2 separate regions of the Homo sapiens genome follow, and region 2 is linked to region 1. Evidence: read pairs that join two places in POLR2A ChIA-PET (ENCODE). Cell type or tissue: HepG2. All regions are shown on one strand.

Region 1 (8,000 bases):
AACAAAGAGGTTTGAAAATATAAGCAAACCTGGAAATATAAGCAAAAAAATAAACTCGGTTGAATAAAAATATTTTTAAATCCCACAGAGAAATTCTCATAGGAAAAATTCAGAAGTTCCAGGAATAAAGACGATCCTAAAACCTCCACAGAGGTTAAGGAGAGTGATTAATCAGACCACCCACGAGGGAAGATCTCGCTGGTGTCAGTATAAGAGCCCGCACACTAAAGATAGCGCAGTGGAACTTTCAAAATTCTAAATGAAAATTATCTGAACCCCAAATTCTCAGTCAAGTAGGAGGGTAAAACAGACTCATTTCAGATACATAAGGATCAGAAAGTTTGTCTTCTGTGCACCCCTTCTGAAGAAGCTACTTCAGGAGCAAGATGTGGATCAAGGAACGGGACTGACTCAGGAGCCTGAGGACAGCAAGCGCCATCAACTGTGATGGCCAACAGCCACCAGACCGGGTCAGAGCAGGAAGCCAAAGGGCTGCCAGAGGAATGCCATCAGAAAGAATGAAATCAGACTCGAAACCAGAGAATGAAGGAGAAAGCAGCTGAGAAAACTGTGTGATACCAACAGGCATCATTCGGTTTCCTCTCAAGAGAATAAAAAGGACTGGGCAACAGGAAAAACTCAACTACAGGAAATCACAGAAGAAATGAAACATGCCCCCCGAGTGGTGTCCTCTGGGCCATCAGGGACGCCAGGAACAGCTCCCTTTGAGTGGGCACCTGGCTCTACGGTGAGTGGTATCTACATTCCTGTCATGGTGCTGGTCGCTGGTAGTTAACTTACAGAATCACCCTGTAGACAAAGCATGAAAGACCAACCCAGGCTGGAGAAGCAAAGCTATCTGTTACCAAGGTGAAGGAAGAGCTGACCAAAGTTTGAGGGAAGCAAAGTGGAGAGGGCAGCAGGGTCCCAAATGGTCCCCACAGCTTCCTCCTACAACACTAGAGACCAGAGGCATGGATAAGGATCATGAACAAGAAACCCACGCTGTAAATATGCCAAAGGTAAAAATCCAGGAACTGAAAATTGTGATCAACTACCAAAAATGGACAGTGAGAGAAGGAAGGAAGAGAATGGTGTGAGCTGCATCCTCATCCATCATAGGCAGAAGGCAGGAGATAACCTTTGATCTTGACAAAATAATCACCAATTTAAGAACTTGGCAGCACCCACTAGAAGACCTAAAAGCAGAAAAAAGTGAATTAATAGTGGCTGCTTTGGGGAGTGGGTCTGGGAATAGAGAGACAGGACATATAAGCCCCTGAATACTTGCTTTAAAATACATATATATATGTACTATGACAATTTGAAAACAAAAGACTAAAAATGTACAACTATGGTCACTAGAAAAGATAGCCCTTCTGTGTCCTTGGAGTCAGACAGAAAACGCTTCTGGCCAATTTGTAGCTAGAATAAATAAGACATTTATCTACATTTATTTTGATCCAATCTCCTGACATTTGCCACATGACTGCTAAATTACTTCTCCATTCCATACTTACTAACTTTAAATCATAATGCTGCTCCCCTTCTGGCTCAACCAATCATTCAAGAACTTTATTTTAAAAAGCTGAACTACACCTCATTTTTCTAGTGGAATTTTATTCTGAGATGAGGCAAAATCTAATATTTTAATAAGTATTTTCCTCTGCATAAACTTAACAATGCAACATCAAATCTTTAATTCAAGCCTTCATTCTCATGCTGCCCCGGACAGAAAAAACATCCAAAAACAAAATGCTTAATTTCATTTAGCAGCATGAAGAATCAACACTATTGCTGGAGAGCTGAGGTGTGATTGATTCCTACAGTCTTGGCTAGTGTCTTCAGGACACTGCGAAGGCCACAGCTGGAACAAGAAAGGTGGTGGTCAGAAATACCCATGTCTACCTCACAGCCCGGGAGTTTCTGGGAAAGCACCGTCCGCACCCTGGGAAACCCGTCTATTCATGCCGCTTCTCTCCTGTGTAGCCATTAGGGTTAAACTGCAAAAGAACGGCTCAGATGGGCCAGATGGCAGCACAACAAACAGCTCCTCCCTCCCCCACTGCCACGTGCTGCAGCCATGCTTATGTGCCAGGGAGGCGGTGTGCCAGGGAGGCGGCTGAACCCCTTGCTCTTTAAAAGAATGGCCACTGGGGAGGGCAGCAGGTTGTCCCTGCCGGCAGCCTGAGCACAATGGAGACAAACCAGAGGGGGAGCCGCCCTGACACACCACCCGGTCGCTCGCCCTCCTCGCCCATTGCCAGAGGGGCACCCGGAATCCATGCCCACAAAGGTTAATCTGCAAGGTGTCCGGCTGGCAGTCAGGGGGACGGTCCAGCATCAGCCCCATCACCATTCCTTTCCAGGGTTCCAATTTAATGAAGAGGATTAAAGTGACAAAAACAACAAGGCGCTATTGTGCTTGGCTGTGAATAGGAAAGCCACACAAGGGAAGCTTTCATTTATTTATTTATTTAAATGTTGCTTTGCAGATTTTAACAGTCGGCAGAAACCCAGAGCTGAAATGGGTTCCAGCCAGTGGCATACAAAGGAGGACTGTCTTAAAGGGACAGAGCCCTCTTTCCAAGCCAGAGGACGATACATGAGCACACGGCGGGCTCTAGTCTAAAATCCTGCAACCCGCGCTCCACCGGCCACAGGCAGATGCCCGGGGATATGCCATAAAGTTCCACGGAAAACGCAGCTCTCTGACAGCAGGTTCTGCTTGGCAGACACATAGCAGCTGCCAGGACCACACTGTCCTAAATCCCCGTGGGTACCGTCAAATGAACGTGTCCAAGGCATGCTTTAGGACCAGGATGTCTCTTTGAGGTCATCCAGCTGGCACCAGACCCCTCTGCCTAGCTTTCAAATACATCACTTGCCTTATTTTTTTCCACTATAATGATTAACCAGCATCCTTCTTACAGCCTCTGCCTTTCAATGGATAAAAAGGTCCATATTTAAACCAACAATGCGGGGAAACATTTTATAAAGTAATTAAGGAGTGAGCCCTCATTTGCGGAGAAGGTAAATATACAAAAGGTAACTACCTTAGTCAGAGTTGCTCCCAGGCCAAGGAGGTCATTGCCATTTCCTTTTCATCCCCTCCAGCTGGCCTGCTGCCAACGGGTGCCCTCCTGCTAATCACGGCCACACCCCTTTACAGACCTGGAAGTTTCATAAACACTGAATACACACACACACACACACACACACACACACACACACACACACACACACACGCTCCTTCTCTCTTAACCTTAAGCTCTGCCTAAAACAGCAGTGGCAGTAATGAAATAAAGCACCCAGCTTTTCTACAGCCTCTACAGAAACTACCACCTGCTCAGAGGAGAACAACTGGCTATTTACAAACCAGGCTTTGGGCTCAAAAGCGCGCATCTGGGAAACCATCTTGTTCCTCCAACCTCCAAAGATACAGTGATCATGGCGTGAGGGCTAAGAAACTCCAAATATCCTGAGCACTGGTTCCAGTATTCAGCACTTACTCGCCACATACCTGTGTCAATCCTACTAGTCAGACCTTAAACAAACCAGCGTGTTCACCTCCCTCTGCACTACCCTATGGGTGTAAGTCACTTTGTCTCCCAGAAAATCCCAGTGACTTATAATTTGAAAAACTTCAAAATACTGGAAACAACTCAGGCTTTGGAGACATACCAATGTTCAACAAACTGCTAATCTCTCTGGGCCTCAGTTTTGTCCAGCTGTAAAATGGCACTGCAGTTATTAGCACTGTTGTGAGGAATGCGTGATGGAAAAGATAAAGCTGTGAGCACAAATAGGTGCCCAACAAATGCCAAATGTCTTTCCTTTATCTGCATACCCAATTCATCTTCCTCTTTTGCTTCTTTCTAACAATGTCATCATTGACGCATTCAGCCTGCATTTACTGCTTGCCTACTAGGTGGAAGGCAGCGGGGGTACAACACTGAAGAGACAGATCTGGTTCCTTCCGGCAGGAGCAGCAGTCCCTGGAAGCATCCACTGAGAAGGTGATGACTTCAGGTGTGCATGTTAACGAGGGATCATGCACAAGGCTGTATGAATCCACAGCATGGGTGCCTCACCCAACTTCTGGGACGGATCCGGGGACTGCCACTCTACAGGGAGTGGTCTTGGGTCCTAAGCCTAGCTTGGGGCCACACTCACCAGCTGGATGACCCTGGGCAAGTTACTTCGGCTATCTGTGCCTCAAAGCAAACAGTAAGCTAAGAGGTTGCTTCCTGAGCAGAGTACTGTTTAAAATGACTACAGCTTTTATATCACTTGGGGAACATACAAATGACCCACAATAATACAAAATCTGGTAAGTTAAAAACTATAGGATAAGAAGGCAGTGCTGTGAGGCATGGCTAACAACTGCAGGTAAGGCAGCAAACAAGAAAAAAAAACAGTCGAGGAGTCAAAGATAAAGTTCTTACAGATCATTACTGCAAGTGGAGAATGGCTTGGTTTAGGGGAACTTTTTTCCCCTCACTGAGAAAAGTAATTTTCAACTTTCACAAAACTCCATGCTGACATTACAAATATGTGGGGTCAGATCTTTAAGGCAGGGATAAGAATGCAACCAAAATCCAGTGTATCTTTCAGGTAAAATGTAACGGAAGAGAGATGTAAAGCAAACAGTTGTAATGATACCAGGATTTTACTGGAAGCCTGAAATTTTGAGACAGTCCTCAGGATAAATGTTAGGATCAGAGGATGAAGAAAGATGGATGTAGCAAAGGGGTGTGACTAGAGCAGGAGGCCCAGGTGACACTTTCTGCCAATAATACACTGAAGAGTTCACACCTTCACACAGTCTATCTACTTTGGGAAACCAATTAAGTTTCCCACTCACTGAGTCAGAAACACAGTAATACTTTTCAAACTTAGTACCTTAAAAAGGAAGGAAATTCTGATGTATGCTACAACACGGATGAACCTGGAGGACATTAAGCCAGTTGCAAAAGGGCAAATACTGAAGGATTCCACTGATAAGAGGCCCCTGGAGTAGTCAAACTACCATAGAGACAGACAGTGGGATGGATGTTGCCAGGGGCTGGGGAGAGGGGGAGTGGGAGAATGAAGGTTTAATGGCGGGTTTCAGTTTTGCAAGATGAAAAAGTTCTAGAGACTGGATTGCACAATAATATGAACGTATGAATGTACTACTGAACTTAACAGGCTGAAGATGGTACATTTTTTGTTATATGTATTTTACCACCATTAAAAATAAAGGCCTGGCATGGTGGCTCATGCCTATAATACCCCCGGCACTTTGATTTGTTTTTTTATTTGTTTGTTTTTGAGATGGAGTCTTGCTCTGTCACCCAGGCTGGAGTGCACTGCCGCAACCTCAGCTCACTGCAACCTCTGCCTCCTGGGTTCATGCAATTCTCCTGCCTCAGCCTCCCCAATAGATAGGACTACAGGTGCCTGCCACCACGCCCAGCTAATTTTTGTATTTTTAGTAGAGACGGGGTTTCACCATGTTGGCCAGGCTGGTCTCAAACTCCTGACCTCAGGTGATCAGCCTGCTTCAGCCTCCCAAAGTGCTGGAATTACAGGCGTGAGCCATCGCACCCAGCCATCCCCAGCACTTTGAGAGGCTGAGGGAGGGAGATGGCTTGAGCTCAGGAGTTTGAGACCAGCCTGGGTGACATGGCAAAACCTCATCTCTACAAAAAATACAAAAGTTAGCCACATGTGGTGGCACGCACTTGTAGTCCCAGCTACTTAGGAGGCTGAGGTGCGAGGACCGCGTAAGCCCTGGAATGTGGAGGTTGCAGTGAGCCCAGGTTGCACCACTGCATCCAGCCTGGGCGACAGAGAAAGACCCTCTCTCAAAAAAATAAAAATATAAAATAAACAAAAATTTCACAGCATATTCTAACTTCTCTGTCTGCTTACCTTAGTTCCTTTCCCAAGAAACTATGATTTGACTTTTGCGTAGTGCATTTTAAAATAAGTATCTCACCACCAATTTGCAGCCTAAGAGATTTGTTAAAAGAATTTACAACTGGGTGTGGTGGCTCACGCCTTGTAATCCCAGCACTTTGGGGGGCCGAGGCAGGTGGATCACCTGAGGTCAGGTGTTCAAGACCAGCCTGGCCAACGTGGTGAAACCCTGTCTCTACTAAAAATACAAAAATTAGCCAGGCGTGGTGGCATGCAGCTGTAGTCCCAGCTACTTGGGAGGCTGGGGCAAGAAAATCGCTTGAATTTGGGAGACAGAGGTTGCAGTGAGCCGAGATCGGGCCATTGCACTCCAGCTCGGGCGACAGAGCAAGACTCCGTCTCAAAAAATAAAAATAAAAAAATTTACACACACTACCCAGGACCAAAAAGAGTTAAATTAGCAGGCAGCTAGCAGAAATGGTATTCAACATAGAGGCAGAGGTGCCTTCCGGCAAATTGCCAATATGAATATTTAGACTATTCTAATTTAAATTTCTTCCATGCAAAAACTACCCAGTTTCCCCACTAACAGTAAATCTATTAAAGGCTTTTATTACTGCATTCTGCATTTTCAGGGAAGACTTCGGTCCTCTTCTCAGTGTTGGAGCCGTCTCATCTGACAGCTCCTCACGTTCACAGGCGATGCTGCCTGGGCTTTCACTCACTACTTTGTGACCTGGAGCAAACAATCACCTCTTCCAGCCTCAGTTTCCTCACTTATGTAATGAGGATGTCACCCAGCCCTTCTCAACTATCTTATAAAAGGAAGGTATTGGCTGGGCGCAGTGGCTCACGCCTGTAATCCCAGCACTTTGGAAGGCCGAGGCTCGTGGATCACTTGAGGTAAGGAGTTCGAGACCAGCCTGACCAACACGGTGAAAAACCCCATCTCTACCAAAAATATACAAAATTAGCCAGGCATGATAGCAGGTATCTGTAATCCCAGCTACTTGGGAGGCTGAGGCAGGAGAATCGCTTGAACCTGGGAGGCGGAGGGTGCAGCGAGCCGAGATCGCGCCATTGCACTCCAGCCTGGGCAACAAGAGCAAAACTCCATCTCACAAAACAAAAAAGTAAGGTATCAAAAAATTTAATTTAATAAATCCTAGAACTCAAAGACTTAGCTTGCATTTCAAGGTAGTAACAGAACCTAAGTGACAAAATTTTATCCTGCGAATTTGGTTTAGAAAAATAAAGTTAACATCCGCTTTCAATAAAAGCTAAAAACTAGAAAACAACCATTTTAAGAACCTTAACTTTTTCTAAAAGCTCACAGTGACAACACCTGATATAGCTGACATAGCTGGGGTTTCCCAGCAGCTTCTTTCTAGCACTCCACTGCTGTTTCGAAAGGATCCCAGGGACTGGGCGCAGAGCTCCACAGGGAAGAACCATTTTCTAGCCCTAGCCTCCTTGAGCCAAGTGGCCTGCTCCTTCACTCCCAGGGAAAGCCTGGAGTTCCCTCTTCCTCCAAACAAGCCAAAACAGCTTGCTCGCCCCTCCTCCCAAGGGGGCAGGCTCCTGTCCCCTGGGTGAAGCTGCCACTCCCCGTGCCTGCCAGCTGCAACCACTGTCAGCTTGCACAGCTGGGCCACGACACCCCTTCCGTGTCCAAAAGAGAGGCTTGGTGGCTTGGAAGTCAATTCTCTCTCACTTTACCCTCAGTGGCTCAGATCTGTTTGTTTGCTAGCCCTTTGTAATGCTCTGAATTTTTCTGTACATTGAAATATTCTCCCTCAGTCTGACAGCTGGAAAGGACCCCTAGCATTAAACGCGACGTACAATTCCAACTCCTTTTCTATGTGTATTGATGGAAAGAGGACTACTCGTGCCCAGGAAAGGTTCCCAAGTCCTTACCGAGTAAAACAGAAACTCCACGGGTGGCAGGCCTAGAGGGGAGATCACCCTGAATCTGTCCCGCTGTTTTCTGCCCCCCTATTTCAAACCTCACGGAAGCTGGACCAAGGAAATTGACTACTGGCATGTTCCTAAGTCTCAGGCTTAGAAGAAACGACACTGAATGCCTGGATACC
Region 2 (8,000 bases), 100 kb before region 1:
TGCACAGATATTTGACATAAACCATGCAATGCCGAGGAAATCTTCAGCTTTCCAAACATAAGGAACGAGACTCCAGGGGCAGGAATAAGAGTGTGAGCATGTGCACCCTCCACGGGGAGCTGGCTGGGTCCTTCCACTGGAAGACGTTGGAAAATGATGGAAACCAAATGCCCTAGGGACCTCTTGAAAACCAAAACAAAGCTAAAATGGGATGGGAGGGCAGAACTTTCCCTTACAGACGGAGCTGGATCTTGTCACAGAGCCTGGAGACAGTTCCCAGTTTATATTTCCATGTGTGAGTCACTCTCAGGGGCAGAAAAACGCAGGTGTTGATTAAACTAGGGCTGAAAGAATGGCAAACACAGCCCACTCTGGGGCCCAAAGCATAAAAGCGGACTCTTCCAGCTGCAGAGGGTCATGCTTCTTTGCGTGAAGGGATCCAGGGGAAAAACTCAAACCAAGATCTGGAATTGTCATTTCTGCTCTGTGGCTTTACCCGGATTGGTCTATTCACTTCACACCTCTAGGAGCCTTCTCCGTGCAACTATTTCTAATCTTTGAGGAGGACTCCTCTGAGTCTCCCAAACTCCCACCACTTCACTGGGGAGGGAAGCGATGATGGGGAAAACTGGAGCAGAAACACCTGTGGCTGTTCTGTGGCAGCCCGGGTGGAGGAGGGACCTCTGGGTTTGGCAATGGTGAGTTTACCTGCGACACCGCGAACGTGGCAGGCCACGATGGCAGCTGGTGGCATCAGGATTTTCACTCTTCTTCAAGAGCAAAATCCGAGTTTTTTGGCCAGCTCTGGATCGCTCACCATGGGATTTAAAGGAAGCTGAGCAGCGAACACGGGTGACTCCTAACGTGGCTTCTCAGGCATCTGTGGTTGAGCTTTGTGTGCCAGTGCCTGCCACAAGCCAGGTGCTGGGCAGGAGCCTTCTCCGTGCGACTATTTCTAATCTTCCAACCACCCACCAAAGAGGCATGGCGATCCCCATTTAAGGAGGCGCTGGTAATCCTCATTTTAGGGGAGGCGCTGGTGATCCCCATTTATTTTTTTTTTTGAGTCGGAGACTCATGCTGTTACCCAGGCTGGAGTGCAGTGGCACGACCTTAGCTCAACCTCCCGGGTTGGTAGCTTGAACCTCCACCTCCCGGGTTCAAGCAACTCTTGTGCCTCAGCCTCCTGAGTAGCTGGGATTACAGGCGCCCACCACCACGCCCAGCAGCCTTCCTTTATATTAGGAAAAAAACTGTTATAAATGGGAAAAAATATCCCAGTGACAATAGCTACAAAGACAATAAAACGCGGGAAATAAACAATAGTGCATCCATGCTTTGGAACATTACACAATCTTGCAGATGCGTGCATTAGGCCATTATCTATTGTCCCAGAGACACACATAATTAGGATGCTGTGGTGGCTTTGAGTTTCATGTTGCTTAAGATAGTTTTTTTTTCTTTTTTGAGACAGGGTCTCACTCTGTTACCCAGGCTGGAGTGCAGTGGCATGACCACAGCTCACTGCAGCCTCGACCTCCTGGGCTCAAGTGATCCTCCCACCTCAGCCTTCCCAGTAGCTGGGACTACAGGAGCACACCACTAGGCCCAGCTAATGTTTTGTACTATTTGTGGAGACGGGGTTTTGCCATGTTGCCCAGGCTGGTCTCGAACTCCCGGACTCAAGCAATCCTCCCACCTTGGCCTCCCAAAGTGCTGGGATTACAGGCATGAGTCACCATGCCCAGCCTTAAGATAGTTTTGATGATTGTCAAGATTTTCAAGCAAGGCTAGGCCCAAAACTACGGAGAAACCCTCAATCCATCTGGTCTCCATTTGCATGTAGGACTGAGAGATCTCAGTAACCAGCACCTTTCCTCTCCTGGATCAGGCAAAGAATCGCACGTGCCAGCCACATCCTCCATATGGCTTTCTCAGGCTCTGTTCTGCAATTAGAAGATAATCACATGCAAATACCTCTTGCAGGGTGTCACGAGAAAGGAAACCGTTCCTCCTCTGGAGAACGTGCCCATCTTGCGTCACACGCAAAAAAGATGTCTTTGAGTCTCATAACCTTTAGAGAGTACATTTCACAATGTCACGACGTACCCTTGCCTGATGCGTTGATATCATCTTTTCTGTGTGTGTCAAGAATCTGTACAAAGCATGAATTATGTATTTGGTGGTTTAGGCTAAGCAGCCTCTGAAAGCCAGACCGGGTCATCGCTGGGATCTCTCCATCGTGCTCAGCAAGCTGGAGATGGAATCCCCATTGATGAAAGTCAGATAACCTCATTAGCGGGCCCCACCTAATTTCCTTTTTTTGATAGCACTTTTGAAGGTGCAGTGACTAGATTTCAGGGAGGCTTTTAATCAAATGAGAAACATGGGCTGAAAAATAACGTATCCTGGAGGAATTGTAGCCAGGTGAACAACCACAATGAGGGGCTCTTGTCAGCCATGCAGGTTGCTGGCAGTGGCTTCTGTGTGACGTGGCTGGGACTCTGATATGGTCTGGCTGTGTCCCCACCCAAATCTTGTCTTGAATTGTAGCTCCCATAATTCCCACATGTTGCGGGAGGGACCTGGTGGGAGATCACTGAATTGTGGGGGCGATTTGCCCCATACTGTTCTCATGGTAGTAAATAAGTCTCAAGAGATCTGATGATTTGACAAGGGGTTTCCCCTTTCTCTTGGCTCTCATTCTCTCTTGTCTTCCGCCATGTAAGACGTGCCCTTCACCTTCCGCCAAGATTATGGGCCCTCCCCAGCCACATGGAACTGTGAGTCCATCAAGCCTCTTTTTCTTTATAAATTACTCAGTCTCGGGTATGTCTTTATCAGCAGCATGAGAACAAACCAATACAGATTCCACATTCTGAGTCTCGTGTGGTTGAGGTTCTCGCTACTGGAGAAGGGAGGACAACGTGCCCCCTTGATATGGTTTGGATCTCTGTTCGCACCAAATCTCATGTCAAACTGTAATCCCTGGGGTTTGAGGTGGGGCCTGGTGGGAGGTATTTGGAGGTGACTGGGGCCAGAGTTCTCATGAATGGGTTAGCACCATCCCCCTGGGTGCTGTTCTCCCAATAGTGAGTGAGTTCTCGTGAGATCTGGTTGTTCAAAAGTGTGTAGCACTGGCTGGGCACAGTGGCTCACGCCTGTAATCCCAGCACTTTGGGAGGCCGAGGTGGGCAGATCACTCGAGGTCAGGAGTTCAAGACCAGCCTGGCCAACATGGCGAAACCCTGTCTCCACTAAAAATACAAAAATTAGCTGGGCATGGTGGTGGGTGCCTGTAATCCCAGCTACTCAGGAGGCTGAGGCAGAAGAATTGCTTGAACCTGGGAGGTGGAGGTTGCAATGAGCTAAGATCATGCCACTGTACTCCAGCCTGTGCAAGAGACACTGTTTCCAAAAAAAAAAAAAAAAAAAGTATGTAAAAAAGTGTGTAGCACCTCCCTCGTCTCTCTCTTTCTCCTGCTCCTGCCATGTAAGACACCTATGCCTGCTCTGCCTTCCGCCATGATTGAAAGCTCCCTGAGGCCTCCCCAGAAGCAGATACCACCATGCTTCCTATACCTGAGAGCCTGCAGAACCATGCACCAATGAAACCTCATTTCTTTTTATTTATTATTTTTTTTTGAGATGGAGTTTCGCTCTTGTCACCCAGGGTGGAGTACAATGGCTCAATCTCGGCTCACTGCAACCTCTGCCTCCAAGTTCATGTGATTCTCCTGCCTCAGCCTCCCTAGTAGCTGGGATTACAGGTGCCCACCACCATGCTCAGCTAATTTTTTAAAAAATATTTTTAGTAGAGATGGGGTTTCACCATATTGGCCAGGCTGGTCTCAAACTCCTGACGTCAAGTGATCCACCTGCCTTGGCCTCCCAAAGTGCTGGGATTACAGAAGTGAGCCACTGCACCCGGCCAGCCTCATTTCTTTATAAATCACCCAGGCTCAGGCATTTCTTTCTAGCAGTGTGGGAAGGGACTAACACACCCCTCCTAGTAGGAAGAGAAAACAGAGGCCTGTGTGTGGGCCTCCCCAGCCCCTACCCATGTCTTTCCCCTGCTGGTCCTATTGTGTATCCTCTCACCGTACTGGGCCTCGGCTGCGAGTAAACCACACGCTGTGTCCCATGAGCCCTTCCGGTCCATCACTGAGTGTGTGGCTGGCCTTGGGGAGCCCCCACCCCAAACCACCTGCTGTAGGAGGAAATCGCATACACGTCCAAAGGACCATAAGGTCTGGCTCATGTGCAAGAACCAGGAGCGCATGTGGGGAGCGGGTCTTGAGGGTGTGGGACCAGCGGTCGGGAGAGAAGGCTCAGTCGGGGAGAATTTACCAGCATGCAATCACGGTCCTGTGATCTGAGGTGGAGTGGCCTGAGGCCCTGAAACCTTCTTCCTACACTGCCTGGGTGGCTCCTGGAGGCTTTCATATTATGAAGACCTACAGTAAATTAGGAGAGGCTGGAACTGCCTTGGCAAAGCATTGAGGTAGGGGTCAGAAGGCCCCGGAAGGGGCAAAACCGGACGACTTCGCCAAGTCCAGGGAAAGGCAAGCCGGATGATTTTGCCATGTCCAGGGAAGGGGAAGCCAGACGACTTCTCCACGTCCAGAGAAGGAGAAGCCAGACGACTTCGCCAAGTGAGATTTGAGAACGCAGCCCTGACCATTGTCCCTAAGAAGGTCCAGAGGACCCCTCTGGCTGAAGCATTAGAGGGGCACTGGTGCATCTGGGGTGCTCGAGGGATACTGTCCTCCACAGCCTCCTGAGTGTCAACAGAGATGACAAGACTACAGGGTGGAGAGGGCAGGGGGTGGCCCTGCACTGCCAGTGGCTAAGGGGGCATGATTATTATAATGACAGAAAGGCCCAGTGCCCTTTGGGATGAGCATGGTGACTTAATCTGTATCCCTAAAAGGGAAATACAGAGCTGGTGAACCAAAGGCTGGTATCAGCCACCGCAATGAAAAAGCATCTTCAGTCAATTTCATAGCCCCAGAGCCCATCCGTACACGAGGATCCCAGGCCTCCTTAAGAAAGAGCCCCACAGTGGCCCTGCAAGTATATTTGATAGAGTCCCTCAATTTTTTTTTTTTTAACATAGAGACAAGGTCTCACTATGTTGCCCAGGCTGGTCTTAGACTCCTGGGTTCAAGTGATCCTCCTGCCTCAGCCTCCCAAAGTGCAGGGATTACAGGTGTGAGCCATTGCACCTGGCCGAGTCCCTTAACCTCTCCCTAAAGGAACCTACGGACATGTGTCAGAGTATACGCTGGGAAAAGGGAGGATGCAGACATTTCAGGGCTGTTGGATCCACGGTCTGAGTTGACACTGACACCAAGAGGCCTCAAATGCTGCCGATTCTTGCCAGCTAGGGGGCTCTGTGATGGGCCAGAAGTAACGGGAGGGCAGAGCGGGTCTGAGCGGCGCATGGGTTGGACTGTACTGGGAGCCCCTTCCCCTCCTTCATGTCCTCTGGGTCCAGCAACAAGCTTCGTGTCATGGTAGCTGACGGTGCTTTGCCTCCCCCACTCTGTGTCCCCGCAGTAGGACTTCTCCGAAGACACGGGGAGGGGCAGCTTGTGCAGGCACAGGCCTAGAAGTTCAAGGGCATTGATCCCAACTTGAAGACATTACAAAAACGGGTGAGAAATGTCTCGGTGTGCACACCCTAACACGTCAGCCTGAAGATGGGCTGTGAAAGGTGAATAAAACACAGCTTCCGGTGCACAGAAATCGAGTCAGCTGTTAACTTCAGGTTTTGTTTGCTTATATCTTATTTTATTTGCTATTTTAAGGTATTTCTGGAGAAGACCTAAAGGACAGGGAACTACTGTCTTGCAATCCTAAGGAGAAACTCCAGAAGCCAGAGCTGGCTTGCAGCTTAGAAGAAAACTTTCCTCCCATGGAATTGTGTCCCTTGGCAGTCCTCATAACGCCCAGGAATGACAAAAATCTCAGAATGACATCTTGCTGGAAAGGATGCAGCGAATGTGGCCTAGAAATATAAATTCACATTACAGATGATTTCAGAACCCTGGCTTAGGCCTGAAAAGGACCCATGAGGCCTGATGGGGGCAGGCCTAGGGGCTTTGTCAACAGGACAGTGTCCTAATTTTCTAGGCCATCTTTATGAAGTCTCCAGCTGTCAGTCCACATGGCCCGCTGTGTCCCTACAAAGCTATGAGAGACAACAGGACTAATCCGCCAGCCCTCTTCTTTGGTGCCATGGCAGGAAGCCACACTCACCAGCAAAGCTGACCCCAATCTGAACCTGCAGACATGCAGCTCCCGGGCACACACCCACACAAATGTCCCTGGGATCAGATCGCTGTGCAAAGACAGCATAGCCCACACCATCTTGTTGGCAAATGAGAATGTAGATGAGAGGGCCACACAACCTGGCTGACTGTGTTGGATGATATCGGAGACGGTGGGCAAAGCCAGCCTGCTGGGCTGCCCCATCTGCCTTGCCCAGGGCAGGAAGAGGTTTTTCAGACTTTGCCCATGAGTATGTTACCAGCAGCAAATCTGCACGGGTCAGCAGCAACTCCATCCTTGCCTCCTCAGTGGAAAGAATCTGGAGCAGAAGTAGGTTTAAGGTAGAGGGAGAGATTGAGGCACGTTTTAGAACAGGAGTGAGGGTTTATGAAAAAGTTTTAGAGCAGGAGTGAAAGGAAGTTAAAGTATACTTGGAAGAGGGCTGAGTGCGCCACGTGAGAGATCCAAGTGACCGCTCAGCCCTGGGCGTGGGGTTTATCCGTTGGCACGGCTCTGGAGTTTTCTCTTCTCCTCCCTCGGTTCTTCCCTTGGGGCGGGCTGTTGCTCAACAGCCCCATGCAGCAGTGTTGGTCAGCACTCAGGAGGGTAATTGCATGTGTAGTGAGTTGACTGAGGTTGTGCGCATGCTCTCTAGGGGCGGTTTTCCTTTACTGGTTGAATGCCCCCAGAGGAAGTTCATACATCCGCCATTTTGCCTCTTAGTGCGCACGCTTGAGCCCACTCGCCCAACTCGAGAGCTTATCGGGAAGCTGCTGATCACCAGTTTCAGGTGTTTTTTTATTTATTGGGAGACCATCTTCCCCTGGTGTGAGCTGCAACCAATGATCATTTCAGAGAGACAGTTTAACAACTGCCTGACCATCACCTGATGGTCACCTGACATTCCTGGGCTGGTGGGCGCCACTCATGTCTGCCTAACTTCCTCCTCTAACAAGCAGAGCCATGGAATGAAGACAGGCAGCTCAGGCAGGGTCGGCCAGCCTGCACCCAGGGCTTCCAAGGCATCTTCTATTCCAGGGAGGCAGCGTTCTCCCCAACCTCCGCCAAGCCAGCATCCAGGGATGTCACCTCAATAAAGGAGGCCTCCCAGCCTGCACTAGGCACCTCCAGCTCCTTTCTGTAGGCCCCAGGAGCCTGTGACATAGAGCAAAATGTCACAGTCATTGAAGGCTCTGTGTGCAAGTAACAAGTCTCCCATTCAGAGAACTGCTCCCTCATCAAGCTCTCCTGGCAGCCCCCACCAGCATGCTCTCTTCCCGTTTAACCCCAGCAGCCCCGCAACTCATGCTTCCAGTCTGGTCCTAGCTCATCTCCAGAGCAGCGATCAATATCCATAAAGAGCTCCCTACTTGGAGTGCTGGGCCAGCTCTTTGCCCAGGGAGGGAGTGGAAGTCTAGGTTGATCATAAAGAAGTCAACCCACCCTGAAGTCACCATAAACCTAACAGGGGCCTTCCTTAAGGTATCCGTGACTATTTTACATATGCCTTGAGTTTTATAGTAGAAAACAATCAGGTGGGCTAAAGAGTGTGTGCAGGCTCATGTGCATCCAGCTCTGGTTGGTTGGAACTATCATGCCCACCCCAGTGAATCCACTGGACCACTTCGTTGCCTGACAGCCAGTGACGTATTTGGTCACGTGCAGCCACGTTGCCTTTAGGTGGCAGTGCCACTGGAGAGCTCCTCACATCTCCCTGTCTCCCC

Evidence for each region. ChIA-PET counts read pairs that join two places held together with the same protein. Peaks named below come from ENCODE experiments on the same cell type or tissue, not always from the same donor. Only the 100,000 strongest peaks of a DNase experiment are listed, where the experiment ranks them.
Region 2: POLR2A ChIA-PET joins it to region 1 with 5 read pairs; 4 of 35 experiments call an interaction of 5 or more read pairs at or near these places.

What each region holds. Positions count from the first base shown.
Region 1 is chr17:78,715,021-78,723,020 of GRCh38, forward strand. The region is part of intron 1 of CYTH1 (cytohesin 1); the gene reads right to left. Among named protein-coding and RNA genes, the nearest start is that of CYTH1, 63 kb to the right of the region's middle. RefSeq lists an enhancer at 7,241-7,510. In HepG2, no CTCF peak of the experiment used is centred here; DNase peaks (open chromatin) are centred at 2,521 and 3,141; H3K4me3 peaks cover 1,269 bases.
Region 2 is chr17:78,611,614-78,619,613 of GRCh38, forward strand. It overlaps SCAT1 (S-phase cancer associated transcript 1), which reads right to left. Exons shown (of 5, transcript NR_110849.1): 5 at 5,771-6,013. Among named protein-coding and RNA genes, the nearest start is that of SCAT1, 16 kb to the right of the region's middle. RefSeq lists enhancers at 6,668-7,169, 7,170-7,669. In HepG2, no CTCF peak of the experiment used is centred here; no DNase peak of the experiment used is centred here; H3K27me3 peaks cover 2,770 bases.